Regions from separate parts of the Homo sapiens genome. Here region 1 is linked to region 2. A link is a loop called in an ENCODE intact Hi-C map of the cell type or tissue named here. Cell type or tissue: heart right ventricle. All regions are shown on one strand. Each heading gives the region's core, and the rest is flanking DNA. Links, peaks and the distances in the headings are about the cores only. Region 1 overlaps SLC25A36 (solute carrier family 25 member 36). Region 2 has its middle 37 kb from the start of SLC25A36.

The links. Peaks named below come from ENCODE experiments on the same cell type or tissue, not always from the same donor. Only the 100,000 strongest peaks of a DNase experiment are listed, where the experiment ranks them.
Region 1: it touches region 2 in a loop (2.2-fold over the local background); 9 of 110 quality-filtered maps call a loop at or near these places.

Annotation. Positions count from the first base shown.
Region 1 is chr3:140,953,633-140,956,451 of GRCh38, reverse strand. All of the region lies in intron 1 of SLC25A36 (solute carrier family 25 member 36), which reads right to left. Among named protein-coding and RNA genes, the nearest start is that of SLC25A36, 13 kb to the right of the region's middle. In heart right ventricle, for the core only: no CTCF peak of the experiment used is centred there; no DNase peak of the experiment used is centred there; H3K27ac peaks cover 1,074 bases.
Region 2 is chr3:140,903,506-140,906,324 of GRCh38, reverse strand. No RefSeq gene overlaps it. Among named protein-coding and RNA genes, the nearest start is that of SLC25A36, 37 kb to the left of the region's middle. In heart right ventricle, for the core only: no CTCF peak of the experiment used is centred there; no DNase peak of the experiment used is centred there.

The sequences.
Region 1 (2,819 bases), core at 41-2,540, 50 kb before region 2:
CCACATGGGTACCTGGAGCTTTGCCAACATACTAAAATTTATAATTTTTAATGTTAGATGACTAAACTGATTTTTAAGAGATTCCATTATTTGATTTCATACAAACTTCTTCAGTAACTAAAATGAACACAGCTTAGTAACTATCTGGCAAGAATAACTGCTAAACACTTCAACTGATAGGTGCTGTTACTAAAATTGTACTGGTAAGTCACATAATGGCTTTAAATACTGTCCTAAGGTTTGATTTAGTACTCATGTATATATATAACTTGTGGCTCTGTTAAAATCTAGGCCATTCTTTGAAGTATATCCTATCTTTCAAACTCCTGTCCTTTCAAACTGAAGAAATGGTCTTCTGAACAATAAGGAAGAACTCACTGATAGTTAACCATACATAGTTCTCTTATTTTAAATCCCCAAATATTCAGAAGTATTTCACCTACAAAAAAATACAGCATTTGAGGGCTGGGCGCATGGCTCACACATGTAATCCCAGAGCTTTGGGAGGAGACAAGAGGATGGTTTGAGGCCAGTTTGACATCAGCCTGGGCAACATAGCCAGACACCACTTTACAAAAAATTTGTTTAAAAAATTAGCCAGGTGTGGTGGGGCATGCATGTAGTCCTGGCTACTCGGGAGGCTGAGGTGGGAAAACTGTGTGAGCATAGGAGTTCAGGGCTACAGTGAATATGATCAGGCCACTGCACTCTAGCCTGGGCAACAGAGTGAGACCCTGTCTCAAAAAAGAAAAAAAATTGGCATTTGAGTCTCACAATTAATACCTGTCAGGCCTACACGTGGAAAACTGTACAATGTAGGTAGGCTTGTTAGAAGAATCCAACTTAAATAAAAGGACTGATCACCAGAACAATAATAACAAAAGCTCTTAATGACATTGAACTGTTTAAAAGGTATGTAAGATATAGGCTGAGTAATTATTATTTTCTTATTTTAAAATACAAGAGTAGAAAATAATTTCCTCTTAAAACATTAATAACTACCAAGTGAAGCCTTTAGAACTGCTTTCTAACCAAAAGGGAAAATCACTCAGAAAAGCTCTTAGTGCGGTGAAAGAGAAAAGCTAGTTGAGTCAGGTTAACGTGGACCTTCAAAATGGGCATTAAAAGAAGAAAAAGAAAAGCAACCCATGCAATAATACACTAAACAATTCTACCTCCACAATAAAAAAAACACACACACATATATATAAAGGAAAGCAGGCATGGCAATGTTAATATCACTCCGAATAGAATGTAAAAGAAATTTTAAAAGATAAAAATATGTCATATTGGTGTATTAGTATATGCCACAAAGAAAATAAGATAAAACCAAACTGTATGCAACTAGAGTGAAAAACTTATGCAACAAAACTATTAAAAAATAAAGAACATTATATGTAAAATAAAAAACATGCCCCTTACCTCACAGTACATTTTAAAATTAACTCGAAATGGATCACAGACCTAAGTTTAAAATGATGAAACTATAAAACATCTAGGAAAAAAACATCTGGAAAAAAATCTTTTAACTTTGCGTTAGGCACAGACTTCTTATATGGACATCAAAAGAAGCACAAATCATTAAAGAAAAAAACTGAAAAACTGGACCTTATCAAAACTAAAAACTTCTACTCTGAAAGAAACTGCTAACACAATGAAAGAAACTGAGAAGAAAATGAAAGCCATAGACTGAGAACAAATATTTACAAATCATTACCTGCAAAAGTGCTTACAGTCAGGAATAAAATCAAGTAATTCAGTAAGAGATTTAACAGATAGTGATACATAGACGCAAATAAACACACAGAATTCTGCAAATCATTTGTCATCAGGGAAATGCAAAGTAGATCCATTATAAGATACTACTGCCCATCTATTAAATGGCTAGAATTAAAAAGACTGACCAACAAACAGCCAACCGCTGAACTGGAAATCTCTTACACTGCTGGTGGGAATTAAAAATGGTACAGGCATTTTAGAAAGCAGTTTGTCAGTTTCTTACAGAGTTAAACATAACACTGCCACACAGCCCTATCTCACTTGTAGGTACTGACCCAAGAGAAATGAACAGACATGTCCACAGAAAGACTTGTTCATGAATGTTTATAATAGCTATACTTATTCATAGCTAAAAACTGGGAACAACCCAAATGTCCATCAACTAGTGGAAGCAAACTGTGGTACAACTATATAATAGAATACTATTCTGCAGTAAAAAGCCACCACCTGGGTAAATCTCAAAAGCATTATGCTAATTGAAAAAGCTAAGCACAAAAGGCTTTTATTTTTGACGTTAAAAAAATTATCCCCCTCGTTAAGCAAACACTTTTATGATATTCTAGAAAAGGCAAAATGAGAGGAACAGAAATGAGATCAGTGGTTTCCAAGGGGTAGAGGAGAGGGAAGAAAGTGACTTCAAGGGGTGTGGGGGAATTCTTGGAATAACAAAAACTGTTCAATATCCCTTTTCTTTTTTTCTTTTGAGATAGTGTCTTGCTCTGTCACCAAGGCTGGAGTGCAGTGGCACGATCATAGCTCACTGTAGCCTTGAACTCCTGGGTTCAAACAGTCCTCCTGCTTCAGCCTCCCTAGCAGCTGGGACTACAGGCACATGCCACCATGCACAGCTAAATTTTTTAAATTTTTTAAAATTTTTTTGTTGAGACAGGGTCTTGCTATGTTGCACAAACTGGTCTTGAACTCCTAGCCTCAAGGAATCCTCCCACTTCAGGCTTCCAAAGTACGGGGATTATAAGCATGAACCACTAGGCCCAGCCAATATCCTGACTATGGTAGTGTTTAAATGACTTTATACATCT
Region 2 (2,819 bases), core at 225-2,724:
GACATCTTTCTGCCCTTGCTATTGATTTTGGGATCTACAGATAGCTCTGAGAGCCTCAGTTCCTTCATCTGTACAAGGGGAGTGATAAGGTAGGTAGTTACTACGTAGGGAGCTTTCTCTGGGCTTTACATATAAGTCATACAGTTCCCAAAGCAATGATATGAAGGAGGGTTTATCAGTAACTTCATTTTACAGGTGAGAAAACTGAGGTTCAACTGGTTAAATAATGTGCCAGGTAACACAGTCAGTAGGCAGAGGGGACAGGATTTGAACTCAGGCACTCAGGCTCAAGAGCTTCAGTCTTCAACACCGTGCATAATATTGAATAATACGGGAGGTTAATGATGCTTAGCTTTAAGGGTTGCTGTGAAGATTCAAGATGAAGGCACATGAGGCATATGGCTTCTGGTCTCGCTATTCTACAAAAATGGTCACTCTTACTAAGTTTGCCAATGACTTCTGTATTGCCAAACCTAATAAACACTAAGAAGGGAAAACTACGCCATTGGCTATTCCTTCTCAGTTTCTTTTTCTCTTTTAACTGACCTCTAAATGTTGGTGTACTCTGGGCTCTGTCCTTGGTCCTTCTCTTTTCTTTTTCTGGGAGACCTCACACAGTCTTATGGTTTAAGACAGGGGTGTCCAATCTTTTGGCTTCCCTGGAACACATTGGAAGAAGAATAGTCTTGGGCCACAAATAGAATACACTAACACTGGCAATAGCTGATGAGCTAAAAAAAAAATCACAAAAAATCTCATAATGTTTTAAGAAAATTTATAAATTTGTTTTGGGCCGCATTCAAAGCCGTTCTCTGTGGCATGTGACCCTCAGACTGCAAGTTGGACAAGCCTTGGCATAAGATATCATCTGTGTCATGTATTTGTTTGAGGACTCCTATATCGGACAGGATTCAACCAGAAAAAGAGGGCAAGTAAGAATATATATTAAAAGATTTATTGCAAGGCATTTCTTATATGATTCTTACATAGCACAGGCTGTCAGGAAGAGCAGCTCTTGGGCATGGGGTGAACTGCTGTTCATAGGCAAAACTTCTTCTTTCTCAGGGAAGCCTCAGTTCTACTTTTAAGGTCTTGCAATTGATTGAATCAGGATAATCTCCCTTAACTTAAATTCAACTGATTATGAGCTTTAGTCACAGCAATAAAATATTTTCACAGTAACACCTAGATTAATATTTGATTAACTGGGGACTCTAGCCCAGGCAACTTGACTTATAAAATTGGCCCTCAAACTCCCAAACTGACATCTCCAACCTCAACCTCCTGGCTGAGCCTCAGGTTTGAATATCCAGCTGCCTATCAGAGATGACCATTTAGTGCCTCAAACTTGACATTCTTTAAACTGAACTTTTGATTTCCTCCTGCTCCCACTCCAGCCTGCTTGCCTCTGTCTTCCTTATCTTTGTAAGTGGAACTACCACTGCCTTATGGAAAAGACCTAAGAGTCATCTTTGATTTTTCTCTCACTTCTGCTTCTATATGCAAGTACTATGTTCTCCACTTCCCAAGTAGATTTTAGAGACCCAGTTCTCACCATCTCCACTGTCTCCACCATAGCCCAGGCTCCCTCATCTCCAGCCTGGATGACTGCCAGAGCCACTTAACCAGTCTCTCTGCTTTCACTCTTGTCTCACTCTCTTCTTTACTCCACCCAGAGTGATCCTTTTAAAGCATAAACCATTTACCTGATTCTGGTAATTTAAAACTCATCAATGAGTTCCCATTGTTCTTAGATTAAAATGTAAATTTCTCACCTCGGTGGAGTATATAAGTCATGTGCTACATAATGATGTTTCAGTCAAATATGGACCATACATACCATGGTGGTTCCATAAGATTATAATGGAGCTGAAACTTTCCTATTGCCTATTGACCCTGTAGCCATCCTAACGCTGTAGCACGATGAACTACTCACATGTTTGTGGTGATGCTGGTGTAAACAAATGCACAGCTCTGCCAGTCCTATAAAAGTATAGTACATACAATTATGTACAGGAAATAATACTTGATAATGATAATAAATGGCTATGTTACTGGGTTATGTATTTACTGTACTCTAATTTTTACTGTTACTTTAGAATGTGCTTTTTCTACTTATAAAAAATGTAAAACAACCTTATGCAGGTCCTTCAGGAGATATTATGGAAGAAGGCATTTTTTTTTTTTTTTTGAGTCTCACTCGGTCGCCCAGGCTGGAGTGCAGTGGTGCCGATCTCAGTTCACTGCAACCTCCACCTCCTGAATTCAAGTGATTCTCCCACCTCAGTCTCCAGAGTATCCGGGATTACAGGCATGCACCACTGAGCCTAGCTATTTTTTTTGTATTTTTAGTAGAGACAGGGTTTTACCATGTTGGCCAGGCTGGTCTCAAACTCCTGACCTCAAGTGATCTGGCTTCCTCAGCCTCCCAAAATGCTGGGATTACAGGTGTGAGAAGGCATTCTTATAGATGACAGCTCCATGCATGTTGTTGTCCCTGAACACCTTCCTGTGGGACAAGATGTGGAGGTGGAAGACAACGGTATTGATGATCCTAACCTTCTGTAAGCCCAGACTAATGTGTTTGTTTGTGTCTTATTTTTTAACAAAAAGGTTAAAAAGTAAAAAAAAAAAATGCTTATAAAGATATAAAGAATGAACATATTTTTGTATGGCTATACAACGTGTTTGTGTTTTAAATTAAGTGTTATTACAACAGAGTCAAAAAGTTAAAAAAATTAAAAAGTTTATAAAATAAAACAGTACAGTAAGCTAAGGTTAATTTATTATTGAAGAAAGAAAAATATTTTTAATAAATT